3 separate regions of the Homo sapiens genome follow, and all the other regions are linked to region 3. Evidence: chromatin contacts called from ENCODE Hi-C or POLR2A ChIA-PET data. All regions are on one chromosome and are shown on one strand. Each heading gives the region's core, a stretch centred on a gene start or an enhancer-like site at or near the end of the contact. The rest is flanking DNA. Distances are from core to core; before and after follow the strand shown.

Evidence for each region. Hi-C counts contacts between places; a loop is a spot of excess contacts on that map. ChIA-PET counts read pairs that join two places held with the same protein, here RNA polymerase II (POLR2A). Pooled maps may share reads with other maps.
Region 1: a map of CD8-positive, alpha-beta T cell shows a loop between it and region 3 (20-fold over the local background). The contact joins the promoter of MTPN here to the promoter of EXOC4 in region 3. A Hi-C loop is called at or near these places in 4 of 168 maps with a recorded cell type or tissue (CD4-positive, alpha-beta T cell, CD8-positive, alpha-beta T cell and naive thymus-derived CD4-positive, alpha-beta T cell) and 10 of 50 pooled maps. POLR2A ChIA-PET finds 5 or more read pairs at or near these places in 1 of 52 experiments (T-cell).
Region 2: a loop to region 3 is called in a map of CD8-positive, alpha-beta T cell, with 32 times the contacts of the local background. The contact joins the promoter of CNOT4 here to the promoter of EXOC4 in region 3. A Hi-C loop is called at or near these places in 3 of 168 maps with a recorded cell type or tissue (CD4-positive, alpha-beta memory T cell, CD8-positive, alpha-beta T cell and naive thymus-derived CD4-positive, alpha-beta T cell) and 10 of 50 pooled maps.

Annotation. Positions count from the first base shown.
Region 1 is chr7:135,975,714-135,979,398 of GRCh38, reverse strand. It overlaps MTPN (myotrophin), which reads left to right and starts at 2,040. Exons shown (of 4, transcript NM_145808.4): 1 at 2,040-2,370. The coding sequence starts at 2,299.
Region 2 is chr7:135,507,729-135,511,419 of GRCh38, reverse strand. It overlaps CNOT4 (CCR4-NOT transcription complex subunit 4), which reads left to right and starts at 1,318. Exons shown (of 12, transcript NM_001190850.2): 1 at 1,318-1,531. RefSeq lists enhancers at 623-792, 943-1,062, 438-1,342, 1,373-1,572, 1,343-2,248 and a silencer at 1,133-1,372.
Region 3 is chr7:133,251,039-133,254,376 of GRCh38, reverse strand. It overlaps EXOC4 (exocyst complex component 4), which reads right to left and starts at 1,299. Exons shown (of 18, transcript NM_021807.4): 1 at 1,190-1,299. The coding sequence starts at 1,275. RefSeq lists enhancers at 1,213-1,272, 1,483-1,532.

The sequences.
Region 1 (3,685 bases), core at 791-3,290, 2.7 Mb before region 3:
GGGATATGTGAGGGTGCAGGGAGTAGTAATAGTGAAGATGGCAAGAAATGAACAAATTTAAGACATATTTTGAAATATTTACTGATGGATTGAATAAGAGAAAAGTTGAGAATGGGAAGAGTGATTATGACTCCCATGTTTCTGGTTTTAGTGATAGGGTGGTTGGCAGCGCCATTTACAGAGATATGTGGGGGACAACTAGGTTTAACATCTACAGGAGACCAGATCCTATTCTGGACATGTTAAGTTTGAGAAATCCAAATGAGTAAGAAGTTAAATATAAGAATAGATCACATAGGAAAAGTCTAGTTAAAGATTTTTTTTTTAGATGATCTTGCTCTGTCACCCAGGCTGGAATGCAGTGGTGCCATCATAGCTTACTGTGGCCTCAAACTCCAGGGCTCAAGTAATCCTCCTGCCTCAGCTTCCCAAGTAGCTGGGAAGGCAGAAGTCCGCCACTGTACCCAACTAATTTTTTTAATCTTTGTGTTTTGTAGAGATGGTGTCTCATTTTGTTGCCCTGGCTGGTCTCCAACTCCTGGCTTCAAGCGATCTTCCAGCCTTGTCCTCCCAAGGTGCTAGGATTACAGGCATGAGCCACTGCACCCGGCCAAAGATATAAATCAAGAGCTCTCAGCATGATGTAACTCAGAAATCACACAGGTGGGAGTGTGTTGGAGAAGAGATGGAGATTCTAGGACTTGCCTAACAAATTCCCCCTTGAGATTTGTTTCCAGAAATCGTATCACTATTGGGTATGTGGATTTGTATTTCTAATTATCAGGGAGTAAAATTAACAAATGACAATCTAGGTAGATGTTAATATTTGGAGGGATTTCTTCTGATTTGAAACCCATTTGCTATTCTACTCTAAATGATAGCAAAAAAAAAAAAAATACATTTCCAAACACTATTGACATCCCCATTTTACACAAGTGGAAAACTGAAGCAGAAGGGGGTTCAGTAACTTGCCCAAGAAGACACAAAATTAGCAAGAAGTGGGACCTGTATCGCAAACTAAACAATTTGGCTCCAGAGTCTGTTTGGAACCCCTACACTGTACGGCAATGGTGGTAAAGTAGCTTAGTTAATGTGTTTAGTGGGTTACAAATAATAGATTATATATATGAGTTTTATATATAGTAATAGTTATATATGTATATATATTATACGTATATTTCTAGCTCCAATAAGAGCTTTTATTGGATCTATGTTCATGTGCGCATGCCTGGATCATTAGGGTTGTGAGGAACAATTCAAGTGGTAGCTATGCACTATGGCATTACAACTAAACCCTAGGAAGAACAGAACTGACTTCACCAGAACAGTCCTGAAGTTTCAAACCATTAAAAACAAACAGTAAATTTAAAAAACGCAAATTGTACTAGACAGTTTGGTTTGCTCCACTTTACGGCATCAAACTGAATGCCTGGACGTCATTTGCTGGTCAGGAAGATGAGTTAATTTTTTTTTTCCTGCCACACACTTAAGTTTTTTGCTCCAGGGAACATTATACATAGTGTTAACACACTCAATTTACATTGTAGTTTTAGTGTTGAAGATTTCCTGGAGGGCAGGAATAGCGTTATTCCATCGTTTTTAGCCCAGTCAGACTGGATGACGGAGAGAGGGAGGGGTGAAAAGGAGGGAGGGAAGGGGAAAAGGCAAGGAAGAAGGAATTCAAATTAAACACTCTTCCTATACATTTTTAGAAGCTGAGCAAGATGCCCTCCAAGATTATGTTTTTTAAAAAGTAAAGTTTTTCCCATTAATGGTGGTGCAGAAGCGTCCTAATCCCATCGAAAGTACTCTCACTCTTCCTCCATTCGCTGTCTTGACCTCCCCCGGGCCTCCTTCATTCTGCCTCCCAGTCCCGCCCACTTGTCGCCGGCTCCTACCCTCCACTCTAGCCTTCCCGGCAGCCTGTACATTGCGCATGCGCACTAGTGGCGTTCGCGCCGCGGACCCAGAGAGAGGCGTTCCGCGGAGGAGAAGAGGAAGAGGAAGTTGGGGGAGGGTCCTAGCGGGGAGTGAACCGGAAGTGTAAAGGTTCCTGCCTCTCCTCGGCCAGGCGGAACCTCTCTGCTGGGCCCGGTGGCCGCAAAAGAACTTTCTTTCTCCCGCCCGAACGGTCGCCGCGGCCAACTGCCTCGCCCGCCTGGCAGCCTAACCCTCCTTCTCTTCTTCTCCTCTCCGGCTTCGCGCGGCCCTGCCTCCCTCTCGCCCGGCGGCATCCGCTTGCTGCTGCCACCGCCTCCTCATCTTCTGCCCGGCCAACCGGCCTGCCCCGCTGCAGTGATGTGCGACAAGGAGTTCATGTGGGCCCTGAAAAACGGAGACTTGGATGAGGTGAAAGACTATGTGGCCAAGGTAAGCGGGGATGAGAAGAGTAGGCGAGAACACGGAGGTGGGCTGGAGATGAGGCTGAGGAAGCTGATGGGAGCTGGACTGCGGGGATGGGGGTGGGCGGGAGGAGAGACTTCCTGGGTGGAGGCGGCACCAAGGAGAGAGGGGCGTCTAGGGAGGAGCTAAACTGAAAGAAGGGTCCAGGTAACTTGGTAGCGTTCTGTGTCAGGTAACTGCTGCGTTAATACAGTTAGGCGCTACCTGACTTCCTGGCCTCTTGGGGGAGGGGAGGAGTGGTGTCTGGCTCATCCAGAGTTTCTTCTGCGCACTGATCATTTGAGTTTGGCCCTCTTCTACACCAAAGTTACTTAAACCTTTCTTTGAATGAGGTAATTCTCCATCTTGGACTTACCCATTACTAAATGAAGTAACCTAAGTAATTAGGATCAGAGGAACATGTTTTTTAACTCTCGGCCTGGTGTGAAGTTGAAGAATTCATTGACCGTGAAAAGAGTACCGAAAATAGAAATAGTTAAAATTCTGAAACTGAGTATCACTTCACTGTGGTGTCTTAACTTTGGGTGTGGCCTTTTTCCTTTCCCCCACCACAACAAATACATATTTGCTTCAAGTGGTAAGGTTGTCAACTGGCATCTGGGAATGTTTAAGGTATCTGAATAGTTTTTAAACAAGCATGTTAACTTCAGTTATTCCATTCTTCTCCCTGATTTCACCTGAAATGCTTACATGTGTAGTAAATAGCAATGCAGTTTAGTGGCAGTGTATTTGGGGGGTAAAATCATGATGAAGAAAGACAAACTCAAACCTCAGCCCCAAATATAAAACTGAATCGACATTGTGGCAGAGTGGGAAACTTAAAATTCCAAGCTAGCCTGTCTTTCCATCCTGAAACTGTGCCTTTGTAATTATGAGAGAACTTAACATGTGATTTTAATTTAGTGATAATCTAAAATGAATCTTCCAAAACAAGTATAATTTTATGACAACCACGGATGGCATCTTGCTCACCTTCTAAAAGTGTGAGAACCCAGTCTAGATTTTAACTCTTCAAAGAATAGGACCTGACCTGGGTTTTTGCTTCAGAGGCTGTGTTAGGAAGCAAGTAAGCGAAGCAGTTTCTTAAAACTTACAGGATTGTGCAAGGCAAACTGCTGAAGGTTTTTACTTTATTTAATGCCATTACAATTTAGACTTTTTGGATGCTGCTTACCTGCTTAGTTTTTTGCAGTGGAGTTTTAGGACAGGCTGTCTTCTCGTCACTGCCTTCTCAGCTGGTAGCCAACTGAAACTTGACTTATTGGCTATTTCAATATAAAGC
Region 2 (3,691 bases), core at 69-2,568, 2.3 Mb before region 3:
CGCAGTGAGCCGAGATCGCGCCACTGCACTCCAGCCTGGGTGACAGAGCTAGACTCCGTCTCAAAAAAAAAAAAAAAGAAAAAACAATGAATTGAGGGCTTATTATGAAATTAAGTTCGTAAATTTAAAACTGCAACCTCTTTCCCTACTCCCCTTCCCTGCTTTAAGTTTTTAAAATCGGTTATGACATACTATGCATTTTAATCACGTATTTTTAAAATAATGCCTCTTCTCTCCTCTTCCTCATCCCAACACATCACTAGAATAGGGACAGGGAATTTTTTCTATTTTGCTCACCATTGTATTCTCAATATATAGAAGAGTACCCGGCAGCTAGGAGGAGCTCATTGAGTATTTGCTGTATGAGTGGGTGAAGAATACATGCAATAAGCAAAAGTTACTGCTTCGAGCGCCACTTCCACCAGAGTTCTGGGATGCAAACGGGGCGACCAGTACATTGACTGACTTTTGTGACTGATGATTCCTCAGTGCTCGTAGGGATTGTGGCTGCATTTATTGTTCTTGGGGATGTGCCGATGTGTGTAGTTTGTAAACTTGCACACAGCTGTGCTGGCTGGACACCGAACTAACACTAATTTGCACCGAGGTCCGCAAATTCTCAAATTCACACCAACAGAAGCACGTTATTGTAAGTGCACGGGTGTTCCGTTCTCTTGGGTAATCTGCACAGAACAATTTAGTGTATGTCTTCACTGGTGATTTTACAGTGAAGAAGGGATCAAGGGTGGTGGCCCCAAATGCGCAAGGACAGGGAAATGAATTAAACAGGCGCCTGTTTCCTCCTTGTTCGCAAACAGACGCCAAGTCTGTATCAAATTCTCACCCTGGATCAAATCCCGCGCTCTTCGTACCCACAACCTGCCTCCACCTCCACCCCGCCCCCTTTAGATATCCCTGGTGGGCGGGGCAGAGAATAAACATTCCGGGCTCCCCGAAAAACTGTTTAGCCTCGCCCCAGTCTTGGGGTAGCACATTTCCGCAAACACCGAGGACACGGAATCACTAGTGAAAACCGCCGACCAAATGACATTGAAGCAGCACACGCGTGCAGAGAAGGAAGCAAAACACGAAGAAAGGCATCAGTCCAGCAGCCACGTGAGGTGGGCGATCCCCTCCGCCCTCTGAGAGAGGACTTCAACTCCCGGCGTGCCCCTGGGAGGTTACCCTCCGAGGACTTCAACTCCCAGGGTGCTGCGGGAGCGGCCACCGCAACCTCCCACTCAGCCGCCCGCCGCTCCTCCCGCCCCTCCCCCGCCCCTCCTGGCCGGATCAGCGTGCGCCTGCGCACGGGAGGCCGGAGGAGTCTTACCCTAATGTAAGATGGTGGCCCGTCTGGCTGTGGAACCCACCGAAAGCTGAGAGTCTCTCTCTCAGCCGTAAAGGTCGGACTCGCTGAAGCAATCAGGCCCGGTTCTGAAGAGTTTTTTCCCCGACGCTCGTTCGGTGGTTTCTTGTGAGGACGCGGCAGCCCGTGGAGTCGGCTGAGGGAAAAGCGAGGCAAGGCAGGCGGGTGAGTCTATGCGGGGCTGGGCTTAGGGGAAACCCGGGGCTGACCGGCTACGAGAGAGCGGAGGCTTCGCTGGGACTGTACAGGCCGCACCCCCCTTTCTCCCCACCCCCCGCCTCATCTTCACCCTCCTCCTCCTTGGTCTTCTTCCTCCTCCTCCTCTTCCTCCCTCTCCCCTTTACGCCACAGCAGTTACCATAAGGAAAAGGGAGCGGGTCAGAAGGCAGCGCGGCGGCAAGCAGCGACTCTCCTTCGAGAATTTCTTTAATTGGGGAGCCGAGGCGGCTTTTGGTCTCCAGCTTTTCCCCCTGCATTTTCACCGGGGCAGGATTCTTAGGTCTCAGCCCTCCTTGTTTCCCCAATCCCCTGTTCCCTGTCTGACGTCCTTTCCCTCTGGCCCCCGTCTCCCAAGACCAAAGCCATCACTTCCACTCTGATCCGTGTTGGCTGCTGCTGCTCATTAATCCCACTGCTCATTGCCCACTCGTCCTGCTGCTTGTTTTTTTGCTCCACTGCTACCACTCTGGAGTTAGCCTTTGCCCCCCTCTGGTGCTTGCAATCAGCCCACAGTGTATCTGCCACACTAGAGCTGCTTCCGATTTGCAGTCTTTCCTTCCACCACATCTGTCATCTTAAAGCTGCCCCTTAAGTATCTAGATTATGCTCCTCCTGCTAACCCACCTGTTTCTCAGCCTTCTTGAGAATTGTCCGTTCCTTCCCTCTTTCCTGTACAGATCCTTTCAATATACACTTCCAGAAAAAGGGAAGCCCCGTGGTGGCCCTTGAAAAGTAAAAGGAAGTTGGGAAGTGAATGAAGTGAGGTAGGATACTATTAAACGTTATGAGTGAAGATCTTTTATTCAGGCTACTCCGGAGAGGACCGTTTTCGTTTTGCTTTCTGTGATCTATTTGTCGCTTATTCGCTCTGTTGTGTTAGGACTTGGCTTTTTTTCTTTTTTTTCGTTTTGGACCGGTTTTATCATGCTACTAAGCGTTCTTTGGATTGCCTCTCCCCAGGACACTTAGTGTGGGCCCTGATTTATACCAATAAATATTAACCCCAGCATTACAAAATAAGATAAATCTGGCGCACATACAGAATTCATCTGTGAACTCCGCTAGCAAATATAAGTGATATTTTGATTACATGTGGGTTATGTGTGGGTTCTGTATTGAGGCTTGATTTTTGACTGAGTTTTATTGATGTTCAGCTTAATTGATGACATTTTATTTATGATTTGAGTGGAAATTTCCTCTCCAGTTAATATCAGATTTTCTTCTTATTTTTGGATTTGGGAAGTTCTCTTGACATTTCTAGGATGATAGTTATCAGAATAAATTGTCTTGTCTTGAAAATCCATTAGTTATGTATGCAAAAGAAAAATCGACATTTTTATATAAACCTAAGTTCCTCGTATTTTTCTCATAGAAAAGAAGGGGGCTGGGAAAAGAATGACAAAGCTGTGCACATACATGCATTTGGTGGAACTCACTGTCATTGTTATCTACAGTAAAAAGCAGAAAACTGGAAGCAAGAGGTGGCTTATGATGTCCATGTTTTGGTGAAAGCAAAATTAAGATGTACTGACTAATGGTAAAATGGGAAGAAGCAGCCCTGGCTATAATCAGACCACTGTGAGATAAAGAATTACCAGAAAAGCAACCAAGATTACATAGTTCAAATACATACATCCCAAGTTTAAACATGACTTACATGACATTGTATTCTTAAGATATATGTAAAAATGTTTAAAATCAGTGACAGTCTCATGTGGCAGTCCATTACTGGGTTATTGTAATTTTTACAAATTTTACCTGTAAAATTTGGAATCTTAACATTTGGCATTATGTTCACTTGATTGTGATAAATGGTCTGTTTTACCAAATGTAAACTAAGGTTAGAAAAGCTGTTTATAAAACTTTTTTCTTTCAGCCACTTAAGCCCCAATTTGGGGGACCAAATAAATACCTACTCTTAGAACTGCAAGCAATTTATATAGCAAACTTTGTGCTAAGTTACAAGTTGAGTTTTGGGTTTTTTTTAATCACTTACATTTAGTTTATCAGTAGGAGTGTATTTAATAGTTGATCTTTAACTCTAAAAAATATACTTTTTGTTGTAATACACTGGTGGAGAAGCTTTCCACTTTTAAAAATCCTAAC
Region 3 (3,338 bases), core at 50-2,549:
TCACAATACAACAGCACTTCCTCTGTATGGCCTACCAAGTATATTAAGCATTTCCACACAGAGATGTTTTTCTCTTAAGCCCAAAAGAAAATTAAAGTAATGATTTAATAGGCCATAATCTTAAAGCCTCCTAAATAAGACCCATAAGATGTGTCTTTGTCAGTGAGTGGTAAGCTGTTCTAATGGTTTGATACATGCATTCATTGAAGTGCTTAGTACCTACCAGATAATGTTGGGCCCTGGGTTTTGAAAAGATGATCAATACATTCCAGAAAACTTGCAAGAACTCAAACAAAAGTTTAGTATAGGTGGGGAAAAATAGAGTGTTTGTTTATGAAAAATAAACGAGTTGAAATTCAAATGCCAACAACGTAAAAAACGTGCCATAATAAATTTTATTTAGATTGGTTTTAGTCAGTACCTGCATCATATCCAAGATTCTTGAAAGGGTTCCCCCATCCTCAATATATTTCGCTTTTTTAAAAAAAAGCTCCTAAAAGATCCACCGCTCCCACTCCACCCCCACCCTAATCTTCTGGGAGGTGCAGAGGGGCAGTGCATGGAGGATAATTTGAAATTGGTTTGGTTCTGTTTTTTAAGGAATGGACCAGAATGCGGAGGCAGGGCAAAAAATTGAAAACCGATGTGTGCCTTCAAACCCAGTCCTCCTACCAGCTCACTGCAGATTCTTGTATTTGTGGCTGTGGCCACGCACAGGTGGTTGAAAGTATCCAGAGTGTGAAAACACAAATCTGCAACTCGTGACAGGAATCTCCGGACTCCAAGGCCTTACACCCCAAAGTCCAGGAAACAAGACGCCTTTCTCAGTGAGTGCTGCTACAGGCAAACAATAAACAAGCATTTTAGGAATCAATAAACACACCTTTACACCTGGTTTTCTCTACCAAACCCAAATAGCGTGCTTTGGGGTCCCGAGACTGTAATAGAAGGTGCTGCCCCTAAAGAAAAGACTGAGGCGGGGCTCCTCTCTCTATAGCTAACCCCAGAAAAAAAAGGTGGAGGGGGAATTGCTGGGGCCCTGGGGAGGGGTTAGAGCCCTGGGGAGGGGCTGCGGGAGGCAAGGAGGAAAGGGGAGAGCAGGGTGGGACCCAGCTAACCCTTCTCCCTTCCAAAGCGGAGGTCGAGCCGCTGCCCCCAGTCCCCAGACCCTGCCTCCTGCCTCCCTCACCTGATCACAGAGATGAGCAGCCCCGAGGGGTCTTTGCTTTTGCTGACTGTGCTTCTGTATTTCCCACCAGCTGCTTCTGCCGCCATCTTGGACGCGGGGAGAGCCGCTAGGCTCCAAGGAAGCCAAGGGTGCGTAAATTCTGTATTTGACCCCGCAGGAGTCTCCACCAATGGGTGAAGAGAATTCCAGAGGCGCGGAAGTGGAAAATCCAATCACTGAAGTGAGGAGGCGGGACTAAGGGAGCAAGTTTTGAGGCCACGACGCGCGTGTTCTCTCTAAGCACTCTGGGAGTCGTAGTTTTCCTTCTCCGTCTCCTGGGCGCGCAGGAAAGCTAAACCAGCTGCAACTTCCTAAGTCTTGTAATGAGTGTCTTCATTTATCTTTATTCTGACTTCCAGCTTTTTTCAGTTTCCTTGCTTTTAGAATTTTGTCAGGCTTTAAATCAAATTTATCTGATGATGCCAAAATGTGTTAGGGTTTGTATTTAAATGAAAGAGGGGTTCTCTGCCGGATGTCTATGTGCGAAGTTTTTGCCTTAAGTGCAAGTGATTTTTTAAAAAATCCAATAAAATACGAAAATGAATATAAGCAGAAATGCTTTTCTTTAGTATTCTGTAAAACTAATGTTTCTACATTAGGTTTATGTGGAGTTCAATTTTTCCCAATGTTCCTATATTTCCAGATAGTTCTAAAACCACACGTACAGGAATAAATGAATATTGATGAAGAAAAGACAGTATAAGCTAAAAACAAACAGACCACACTGCAGATTCCTTTTTTTTTTTTTTCAAGCTAAATGAAATACTTAGTAGTAATGCACATTTGTGTTAATACTTTTACCGGTAAGTTTTTAGTATTTCCTGCATTTGGTTCCGTTGGCTTAGTCATTAATTCATAAGACCAAATGAACAAAACAAAACAAAAAAGACCAGAATGTGCGTGGAAAGTGGTTAGACTGAGGAACAAGAATAATAATAATTTAAAAGTAAGGAAGGAGGTGGCCTGCTCAGTAGCAATAAAGATTGAAGAACTTAAAGGAATAGAAAGCAAACTAACTCAGAGGTCATGGAGTTGTGAGCAGCAAGCTCAGAACACATCAATTACTTTTATTAAATAGACATCGAGCTGGTAGAAGTTCACATTTTTAAAAATTAGTTGAAGATAACACACACACACACACACACACGATAACTTAAAAGTATTCATAACCTTTGGCCCAATAATTCCAGTTCTAGGGACTTTGTTCCTAAAGAAATATAGAGTATTGACATTTTTTAAATAACACAGAAGAATTAAATAAATTATGTAACATTCAAATGAGGAAATAACATATAGCTTCTGGAAATCATAATTTTAATGGCTTTTAAAGAAAATAAGATTTTTGGGCCAAGTGTGATGGCTCACACCTGTAATCCCAACACTTTTTGAGAGGCAGAGCCGAGCAGACCACTTGAGGCCAGGAGTTTAAGACAAGCCTGGCCAACATGGTGAAACTCCGTCTCTACTAAAAATGCAAAAGTTAGCCGGACCGTGGTGGTGTGTGCCTGTAATCCCAGCTGCTTGGGAGGCTGAGGCATGAGAATTGCTTGAACCTAGAAGGCGGAGGCTGCAGTGAGCCAAGATCGTTCCACTGCACACTGCACGCCAGCCTGGGCAACAGAGGGAAACTCTGTCTCAAAAAAAAAAAAAAAAAAAAGATTTTTATGGTATAAGTACAAAAACTGGGCTATAAAATTAAATAATTCATAGAGAAAGGGAGAGGCAGTTGGGCCTAGTGGTTAAGAATGCAGGACAGGCCGGGCGCCGGGTGGCTCATGCCTGTAATCCCAGCACTTTGGGAGGCCGAGGCGGGCGGATCACGAGGTCAGGAGATCAAGACCATCCTGGCTAACACGGTGAAACCCTGTATCTACTAAAAAAAAATACAAAAAATTAGCCGGGCGTGTTGGCGGGCGCCTGTAGTCCCAGCTACTCGGGAGCCTGAGTCAGGAGAATGGCGTGAACCCGGGAGGTGGAGCTTGCAGTGAGTCGAGATCGCGCCACTGCACTCCAGCCTGGGCGACAGAGCAAGACTCTGTCTCAAAAAAAAAAAAAAAAAAAAAAAAGAATGTAGGACATAGGATAAAAAGTGTGTGATCATCTCAACTGT